Regions from separate parts of the Homo sapiens genome. Here region 1 is linked to region 2. Evidence: chromatin loops called from intact Hi-C (ENCODE). Cell type or tissue: HepG2. All regions are shown on one strand. Links, peaks and the distances in the headings refer to the core of each region. The heading gives the core; the rest is flanking DNA. Region 1 holds the start of LOC112267974 (a long non-coding RNA gene). Region 2 has its middle 22 kb from the start of SAMD3.

Region 1 (5,390 bases), core at 141-5,140, 64 kb before region 2:
TGCACGGTATGTGTGGTTCTTTGTCAGGGCCCTGGCTCAGCTTTACTCTCTATTCAGCCCTCCCCAGCGCTGGAGCCATACATCCAAGGTACACCTCGCCAGTGCCCTCGCATTGGGCTGGTGCTGATACACTCTCCCTGCTTAATCCCCCGAAAAAGAATATTAGCTGTGATTTCAGTTTTAATCATTGAAAAATCGAAACCTACTAAATCCAACATATTGCTGTAGTTACTGAGGGTCTCACACTGGAGGATCCATTTCTTCTCTGCAGTCGAAAAAATTAGTGGCTATGTTAATAAATATACATTTACAATCAGTCTTCAGCTCATTATTTTTGCAATATAATTCAGATCCTTAAGCCTCTGAGATACGCAGTCTGCAGTTGTAGGGCATAGAAATACACAGGTGTTAAATTATCTGCAGAGAGCACGTTTACTGTAATTTTGAATTCAGTAGAAGTACATTATTTATTGCTTGGAAAAATTATAGCACTAAAATAGAATATAAAAACTATAACATTCAAGGAAATTGTGTTCCCCAGCTCAGAACCAAAACTATATCTACGTACAATGTGTGGAATTTTGTTATAATGTGGTATATTGTGCCTTGCTTTCTTTAAACAAAAAGAATTCAAATATTTTCTTTAACCAAAAAGTATTTTTAGAAGGCAGAGGTAATTAACCTTGGAAAGCCAATTATTCCTTTGGTTAATTATAAAATAAAATATAGAAAGCATTTCTATCAGTAAAAATTCTCCTTATGAGGGTTTTAAAACTCACCATATATGAAATGAAATCTTCTCAAAAGGCAATGCAGTATAGGATTACTAAGATTACATTTGCAATACAGATATTACAATATTCATAAAGATACAGAAGCAATTACGGTGATGATATTTTGCATTCTTTGAAACAGTTGAAACGGATTCTGTTTCAAATGGATAGGCATGCCAGAAAATTCTGGGAGAATATTATTCTCTAAGGTAAGAATAGAGAAACCATGAGTGTACACGATTCTTCTTTTATTTTTCTATGCATCTGCAGCCCATTTGGGGTTTGGATTTGAAATGCAGTGTTATGCTCAGACAGAAACAGGTATTAACTTAATTGAATAACAGAATTACCTGTAATTTTGTAAATTGCAGAAAGGTTTTTCTCTCTCTCTCCCTCTCTCTCTCTTCATATGATATTAGTAAGTGATTGCTTTCTGAGCTGGAAGGAGAAAACTGGGAAGGCTGAAATATACAATTAAAAAGGTGTTAGATAGGGAGCTTTTACCTCCCAATGGCACAGGATACTAGCAGAGGACAGTCAAGGACACCAGTTAACAAATGCAATGGCAGTGAAAATGGATTCTGACTCTCCACTCAGCAAAATAATTGGTGTCCCAAGTCCTTCAAGTTTACTTCTTTCCTCTGGTAAGGTGCCAGGAAATTCATCCTTCTTGGTTACTGTTAGGCTTTTTGCTGTTTTCAATTCCACTGCTTGGTGGCTAGATGCGCTTTGACTTAAGCACTTCAAGAGGACCACACCTGTGCTACTTGTTCTGATTTTTTTACTCTGTAGTTGCCGATATCAATGATTTTAAAAGCACTAGCATTGACTTTGTGGACTTAAAAGCAACAACAATAATGGATTCAAGAACAGTAGCTACAATTTATTGAGCATGTTTTGTGTGCCATGATATTAAATATAATACCATCTGATCTGCTTCCCACAAAAGCCCTGTGAAGTGGGGGATATTATTATACCCATTTTACAGATAAGGAAAGTGAAACTTGCTGAAAGTCATACAAGCTAGAGCTGGGTTATAAACACAGAATTTGGAATCTAACATTTATGCTCTTATGCCTCACATTCTAGTTTCCCCACATTGTAAGTAGTAGTATTTTCTGACTGTTTATACTATGCAAGGGATGATATCAAGTACTCTACATGCATCTTTTAAGTTATGACTACAGTGCTTGAAATACTCTGTCTCTTGTCTAATGAACTTGGAGAAGGCTCTCTTCTCACTAGGGTCAAACTTATGTAATAAGACTGCTGAAAGTTGTAGCCAAACCTTATTATCAGAGATCAAATATGAGTGTGGATTTTGCCATTCACCAACTTGGTGAAGTTATTTAAATTCTCTGATTCTTTTTCATTAAAATAAGGATAATAATTATGCCTGTTTCATGAGTCTTAAAGAGAATTATGAATTATTTCATTAAAGATCACCATGCACTCATTCTCAATAAATTTCAGCTATTGTGATATTAATTTTGGTATTTTACATATGAAAGGTAGATTTATAACTCTCATTCCCAAGTAGCTTGGGCCATTTTTATGTGGAGGTAGGTCAAAATGGCAATTGTGAATCAGTATCTAAGAAGTGTTTCAGCATCCTGATTTACTTCTATATTGGGGTCAATTCATTTCTCACTGAAAAAATTTTCCCCTTGATTTGAGGCAGACTTTATCCTTCCCTTGTTCCAGAGTCCTAATCTAGTTATCTAGAAAATACTTACTAGCCCAGAAATTCATTTTATCTATCTTTTACAAGGTCCAATGTGTTACCATCAAAATTGGGTATTATGCTATTTCCAGGATGGCCCAACCTTCTAGGTTGGCCTACAGATGAGCTTTCTCCCCAAGGACATTTCCTACACACACACACAAAAGAATAGAATAGAATAGAATAGAATAGAATAGAATAGAATAGAATAGAATAGAATAGAATAGAATAGAATAGAATAGAATAGAATAGAATTCTATGAACTTGCCAAATTGAGGAGGTTGAGATACAATGAGGACCTCGACTCTCTCCAGAATTTATAGGCATCTAAAAACCTTCCAAGATTATTATAACTTCCTGGAGAGAGAAGCTGTCCCTCATACCCCAGGAATTTCTTAGTCATGCACACCAGTTTCTGATTTAGTCAAGACTAACAGAGCTAAACCAAACAAACCCAAACAAATAAAGTAAAGGTCAAACAAAAGCTTGTTTGTTCAGAGAGGCCAAATGTGCATCAGAATGTGAGAGAAACCTTCCAGGATTATATGGTATCTACATTTAACCAATGATGGGTGTTCTTTAAAAACTTAAGTTTAAAATATTTGATGGGAGGCCCTCAGACTACCTGTGAGATGAAACTCTTCTGGCTCATGTTTGGCCACATACATCTATGTCAAAAGATATTATGAAAGCACAGGTCTTAACTGGCTATACACAAACTGGTTTTTTACAATCTTTGGTTCTAAAACAACTGTCTCAAATTCTATAGATGCTAAACCCTCTCAGACCAGCATCTATCTGCTTATACAAAAACATTGATTATAATGATTAAGTTAAATAAAGTGTGGGCCTACTACATTTTGTAACCAAAGCTTTTAAAAGCTTATTCTAACTTGTGGACATAACCATTAGCAACCAATTGACCTAAATTAATTCTGTAGTAAAATTCTATAAAAATGAACTGAGGATCATAGTTATTTGATTTTCAAAATTCTCTATTTTCCCCATGGTTTGTGGAACAGTCCACCCCAATATTAAGCCCAATTTTCCTTTATTAAATTATAAACCTAAGTTTCTTAAATCAATATTCTAATTCCTCTCTTAAAGAATATTTGAATAATACCATTAATAGGTCTTTGAAGAACTCTTATTTTCACAGTTAATTACAAAGAAAAGAAGGAAAAGAAAGCTTAACTCCAAATCTATCTCTCCCAATGCTCACAAAAAGATTAGCTACGTAATTTTTCAGAGACCCATGCAAAATAAAAATGTGGGACCTCTTGTTCAAAAATTAAAAACTCCAAGACAGCAACAGCAGAGCATTACAGTGCAAGAGACGGCCCTGTGGACCTGCACAGATCTCATGCCCTTGTGAGCCTTGCTCACAACTGCATTCACCCCATGTATAATCTCTCACATTTAGGGAATGCTTCTTTTCACTCCATGTGTAAGTTTAGATATGTGTATAAAGTTTGATCTTTGTGAATTCACAAATATCACAGAATTCTTTAGATACATGAAAGTGTGTCCAGAAGCACAAAAAATACAGTAAAAATGTATTAAAATGATTCAAAAAGGCTAGGAAACAGAGAGAATGAGAGAATAAGTCAGAACAATAGCTAGATCATCCGCATCTTTTGTCACATTTTAGAAATAGAACCTCAGTAGTGAAGTAGTAGTTAAAACTTTAATCAGTAGCTTAAAATATCATTATAGAAAGAAAACACCAGGATGAGATGGTTTATCAGTTGGTTCTGGCAAATATTAATTAATAGTTTCATGTTCATGAACTCTTTCAAAGAATAGAAAAAGAAAGAACATTCTCTGTCTCATTCTATAAGGTTAGTATAAATCTTGATACTGTGATGTCTAATGTTTTCTCTCTACTCCATACTTGCCCTGTATACACTTATCTTTGGGGCTGGAAGTCTGCAAGCTATATTTCATAATCTCCTTGCCATCTGGCTTCCTGTTTGTTCCTGCTAATGTGAGGCACTGACAAGAGACTGGACAGTTAGTGGAATAGAAGCAATTTGTTTCTAATTTCTGTCGGTTCAACCAGCCATGGTAGATTTAGCTGTCATGGTGGCAGCCACCTGTGAGAGTAGATGCTTAGCAGAAGAGTAACTGCTTAGTCAACTTCCTTCCAGCTACAGCAGCCTCAGAATCGTAGCAAACATAGGCATCAGGTAATATCATTTTTCTTTTGCTTCTCTAACCCTCATTTACCTTCATTGGGTAATTAATCTTTCCTTTTTTGTTCCTCTAACTCTCCTAACAACTTTGTAATAAATTTAATTTCCTGTTTTAAATTTCACCTTCTTGCAAGTCTAAAATGATCCTATATTTTTCTGCTTAGACAGTGATTAATTTAGTGCTTAAATAATCCAAGAATAGTTGATAAAGTAAATATTTTTTAAGTAAAAATGTCCTGCTATGGTCTGAATGTTTGTACACTCCCTACCCAATTCATACGTTGAAACCTAATCCTTAGTGTGATAGTATTGGAAGGTGGAGCTTCTGGGAGGTAACTAGATCAGTGGGATTAGTGTCCTTATAAAAGAGACCCTAGAGAACTGCCTTTTCCTTCCACCATGTGAGGACACATTGTAAGGCATCATCTATGAACCAAAAGCTGGCTCTCACTGGACACTGAATCTGCTGCCATCTTGATCTTGGACTTCCAAGTATTCAGAAATAGGAGAAATAAATTTATTTTGTTTGTAAGTTATGCAGTTTATGGTGTTTTGTTATAGAAGCCCAAACAGACTAGGACAAGTCCTAAACAAAATATTAGCATTAGCAATATTAGCACATTAGCAATTTATTTTAAAAGATGAGATTGCCAAGTTGTATTTATTCCAAGATTTCAAGGTTGTTTGAATATCAGCAGA
Region 2 (5,390 bases), core at 136-5,135:
TACTTCGCTAAGTTTTGTATTTTTAATAGAGATGGGGTTTCACCATGTTGGTCAGGCTGGTCTTGAGCTCCTGACCTAAGGTGATCCGCCCGCCTCGGCCTCTCAAAGTGTTGGGATTACGGGCGTGAGCCACCACACCCAGCCAGGAACATTTTCATGATGATTCCTGACTCCTTTGACATGACAACAATAATCTTTAATAGCTCCTTTTATTTCTAATGTGCAGGATGTCTCAGGTTCATTTTATTCACTTCTTGCTCTAGACAGGAAATCAGTCATTTCTCCAAGGAGAGTTGGTTCCTTTGGAAATAGTATTTAGAAATAATAATCTGGGTTCTAGGAGTGCTCATTGTTTCTAGGCCTTTTTAGTAGTTAAAGTAATATATATTGAAAATAAATCATATGTTCATAATGTTATTTCCAACTCACATTTACCTTTTCAATTGTGACAGTCTCGTTCTGTTACCCAGGCTGGAGTGCAACGGCACAATCTAGGCTCACTGCAACCTCCAGTTCCCAGGTTCAAACCATTCTCCTGCCTTAGCCACCCAAGTAGCTGGGATTACAGGCACCCACCATCATGCCCGGCTAATTGTTGTATTTTTGTAGAGATGGGGTTTCCCATGTTGGCCAGATTGGTCTTGAACTCCTGACCTCAGGTGATCCACCCGCCTCAGCTTCCCAAAGTGCTGGGATTATAAGCATGAGCCCGGCCAAACTGTGCATTTGTATATGCTCTTTCCCACAACTAAAATACCGTTTTCCAGCATCAACATAATTACCCATTTAGTACACATGCAACATTCTCAAAAAAAAAAAAATACCAATACAAGTGCCAAGGCATGATTACCGAAAACAGCTTATAATCAGTTTTTCTTGGTCTTTAGGGTGTACCCACTAGTCATGTATAGTCAAGTTAATGTGATTTTAAGCTATTTGAAATAATTCCTCTTTTGTGTGGTTACACTTCCAACTTGATATACTATTGTGTTCCTTTGTTTCATTTTGCTTTCAGTTTTTAGAGATGGCTTTCAAAATTTTTACTGTTTATAATTATGTAACATATTTACACTGTTTTAAAGTTAAATCTATAAAACAAGGTACATATATTTATATTTTTCATATGTTTGTATGTCTTGATTTTTAGTATATTTTCTGGAGGCTTAGCCTTGATCTTTGTTCTCCAGGATTCCCAATTGTTCTATGAACTTCTGAACATCTTTTAAATAAACTTTCTCTATTTACTGCTTGAATTGCTTCTGATACTTGCAACTGGGGGAATGGCTGTTAAGTGGGCAGCTAACTCAATTTGCAGATTGATCTATGCTTCCCTGCAACTGGCTTTGCATGAACAAAATCTCAGTAAGTGACAGATTTCAGAGTTATTGAAATTTCTATTGCACCTTTCCCATCCTCCTACCTTCTCCTATGTTCGTGTAACTGAGGGAAGACACACGCATGATTTGCCACAAAATAGAAAAAAAAATGTTGCAGTACAACATTTGAGCACCACCTCTAAGATATGGAAGAGGCTAGAATAAATTTTAAGTAGCTACCTCAGTTGGCATCTCATAGAATTCTTGCCCTACCCTGTTATGTAGAGTTTTACATACATTTCAAGAGTTTCATTACACTCCCTGAGGCCAATACATGGTTCTGCTCCAAAGGAAGGTTGAGAAGAAGCTTAAGCTTATTGGGGGGCCTCACTTATTGTGTTGCGGCCACCAATGTGCACTCAGAGAGTTTTCCTTTATTAGATTTCAAAAGACACAGTGCAATAGCAGTGTTTGTCCTGGCAGGTGCCAGTGACCTCCAACCTAAGTGGAATATCAATTCCACTCTTTGAGTCCAGTGTAAGTCTGAATTGAGAGTGTCAACACATGGAAGCTGTGAGAGAGCACACTTTCCTTCCCTTGTTTATACTTGGAAACACATGGCACCCTGAAAAAAGTGGGAGTTTTGAAAACTATGAATTAGATCTGAAGATGAAATATAAAAGTGTCATGTTGAAATAACGTTACTTGTTCCTTTCCAAAGCTAAGAGTCCTTCTACAATCTTCTAGACATTTCTGATCACAGTGTATTTTCTACTTGCCTTTGGCAGCAGAAACAACTTTTAACCACTATTCAAAGTAGTCTAGCACTTTCCACACAACTTTAGTTCTTATAGAAAATGGCAGTGCCGTGGCTGTAGTTCCAATGTCTTGTGGTACATTTTCCTAGAAACATTCATAGATATGCATCCAGAACACTCCTAATTCAAATGAATTTGTTGACTTTTACAGAGTTCACCATGTATAAGAATTCATACAGCCCACGAGCACATCAGAACACTTCAGTCACAATACTGCTTTCCATGCATGCGTCCTAACAATCTTCTTTTCAATGTTCCCCTAGAAAATGTCTTGTAAGCAAAAATGGCAAACATTTACTGAGGGATCACTAGGGGCCCAGCATCATTCTATGGCTTTCTTCTATGTGATTCTACAGCACCATCTCAGTTAATCACTACAGCAACCCTATGGCATCTGCACACTATTGTGCTTTATTTTTATTTTTATTTTTATTTTTATTTTTATTTTTATTTTTTTTTTGAGACAGGCTCGTCCTGTCACCCAGGCTGGAGTACAGTGGCACGATCTCAGCTCACTGCAACCTCCACCTCCTGGGTTCAGGCGATTCTCATGCCTCGGCCTCCCGAGTAGCTGGGATTGCAGGTGCACAGCACCACACCCGGCTAATTTTTGTATTTTTAGTAGAGATGGGCTTTCTTCATGTTGGTCAGGCTGATCTCGAACTCCTGAGTTCAGGTGATTCTCCCTGCCTGGGCCTCCCAAAGTGCTGGGATTACAAGGCTGGGCCACCATGCCCAGCCCTACTGCGCTATTTTGTAGGTGAACAAACTAAGTCACAGAAATATTAAGTACTTTACCGGAGATTGCATAGCTAGAGAATGAAGGAGCCAAGGATCAAACCCAGACATATGACCTTGAGCCTGTTCTTCAACACACTTGACGCCTTCCTAATGGAAAAATGCTAGCTGAGAAGTTTCTCAATCATTTACAGGCTTTTATGACACATCCTAAGGTTAGTGGGGCTACAAATTGTCTTTTAAATAGAAGTTTTATCTGTCTTTGTCACAGGCATGAAATATTTTCCTTTAAATCAAATAAACCAATAAAACTAAATTACATAGCCCAATTAAAATGTACTTTCTACTTGCTAGGAACAAATTTAATAGTCTTACTTACACAGAAAAAGAGCCATTATTTGAAATCTATCTTCTTTTTTGTATTTGCAAACTGATTAAAATTTTGTTACTCATTTATCTAATGAGAATTTAATGGGTTACCTACTCTTTTATCTAGGCTCATAAACAAGAAATCCAAAATCAAGTGGAAAGTTGCAGACATATATATTCATGAGACTGTTGGAGAACACAACAACATTCAAGTAGCAGCAGATACATTTTGAAATTTTTTATTACATAATGTGTTTGTGGTGTGTGCATATGGTTGTGCACTTGTGTCTGTGTGTGTAACGTAAGAGATACTATTCTTCCCAATTATTCCACCTTTGGGAAAACGCCCAAGTTCATTGATCCCCATAGTTTTTAAAGGGCTCTTAGAATTATATACATATATATTTAGCACAGTCAGTATTTTTCAGAGTTGAAAGAGCCTAGAATTCGATAAGAACTCAGGTCAAATTTTAGTTCTGTACTTAATAGTTATGTAACTTTGCACAAATTATTAAACCTTGCTAAGCCTGTTTCTTAACCTGAAAAAATGGAAATGCTACTTATCTTGTAAGGAGATTGCTAAGATTAAGTGAAATAATATTTGAGGAATACACAGCATCTGGTACTTTAGATGTCAGTTCCAATTCTCTCTTCCCCTCTGTCTTGTATTCTTTCCTCTCTTAGCAAAGGGGTGGTGAGCCATGGGGAGGTAGAGGTAGAGGTAGAGGTGTCTTCTGCTTAGGAGAAGGCTTTACTTGAAGGACTCAGCAAAGTCTGGTGGGATCAGAGAAGAGGAAGGGAGCAGGCTTCTTAGGCTCAAATTTTTAAGGAAGAGAGAAATAAAAGGACCTAAAATTCCTTTCCACTTATCTAACCCATCTTACCAGGACAGAAAAGTAGTTAGAGATTCCAGTAGAGACATAATTGACAAGCACTTGTCCCCGTTGGGTCATGTGCCCTTTCACATGTGGGTGGGCTGTGAAAGAAAGATGAGGCTCTTGGGATTGTAGCGGGGGAACAACTTTGGGAGGAGGCTGTTGCTCTTTGCCTCTGTGATGTGAAACTATACTCAGGCTAGTGGATGAATGCTTCTGCACCATGGGGCTGCATTGCAGAATCCCTGAGATACCCCAGGCAATGAAGGAGCTGAGCTATGGCCACAGCTGACACCTGCTGTTGACCCCAAGACTTGCCCTCTTCACCTGGCAGTGCCTGACTCCAGCTATCAAAGGGATGCCGGCTCAGCCACCAGAGCTAACTGTGCTTCCTAAGCTGAAGGCAAACCATTGGCAACTGCATTTCCCCACATCTTACTCCTCACAGTGCATCTCAGTGTCCTTATTGTGCCTCAGCTTCCTGATTTGAGCAGAGGGAGAGCTCTTTGGACAGGCCAGCTCTGGATATTATTTTACAAGTCATTACTATAATTTCAGCTTGGAGCCTGTTCTTCCCAGATCTTTACATGGCCACTTCCTTCTTATTCCTCAGAGAGGTCCTCCCTGTGAACATCAAAGAAGTATAGCCCTCATTTTCAGTTCATCATCTAATGTATTACCTGTTTGACTTCCCTTCTCACATGTATTACTATCCAAAATGTCTTGTTTACTTATCCATGATCGTGTTTTCCCTTACCTGCAGTCCAGTTCTAGAAAACAAGAACTTTTCGTGTATAATTTAGGGATTGGCAAACTACTGCCAGTGGGCCAAATCTGGCCTACTGCCTGTTTTTGTAAATAAAGTTTTATTCAAACACATCCACACTCACTTATTGACATATTATCTATGACAGTGTTTGTACTACAATAGCAGAGTTGAGTGGCTGAGACAGACACTGTCTAGCCAACAAAACCTAAAATATTTATTCTTTGGCCCTTTATAGAAAAAAAAATTGCCAACCTATTCTCCCTTGATAGGCTTTAGATACTGTTGCATTAAAAGGTTATAATATGAGTAGCTAAAGAATCATAACAGATAATATTGACACTTATCCTTAAAGTTTTCCACTGTTTTTTGTTGCTGCTGGTGGCGGTAGTATGTTTGGTAGGAGTCAGGACTGAATTTCCTGCCATATTTTCAGAGCTACATTAAACGAATGGATTTGATCCTGAAAAATATCAGGTCTCTTAAATATACTTTTAAAAATAAAGTT

Evidence for each region. Hi-C counts contacts between places; a loop is a spot of excess contacts. Peaks named below come from ENCODE experiments on the same cell type or tissue, not always from the same donor. Only the 100,000 strongest peaks of a DNase experiment are listed, where the experiment ranks them.
Region 1: it touches region 2 in a loop (7-fold over the local background); 1 of 110 quality-filtered maps calls a loop at or near these places.

The regions. Positions count from the first base shown.
Region 1 is chr6:130,305,711-130,311,100 of GRCh38, reverse strand. LOC112267974 (a long non-coding RNA gene) reads right to left here and starts at 2,620. Exons shown (of 3, transcript XR_002956398.2): 1 at 2,510-2,620; 2 at 1,124-1,234. It also overlaps a transcript of SAMD3 not described here. In HepG2, for the core only: no CTCF peak of the experiment used is centred there; a DNase peak (open chromatin) is centred at 2,950.
Region 2 is chr6:130,241,942-130,247,331 of GRCh38, reverse strand. It overlaps a transcript of SAMD3 not described here. Among named protein-coding and RNA genes, the nearest start is that of SAMD3, 22 kb to the right of the region's middle. In HepG2, for the core only: no CTCF peak of the experiment used is centred there; no DNase peak of the experiment used is centred there.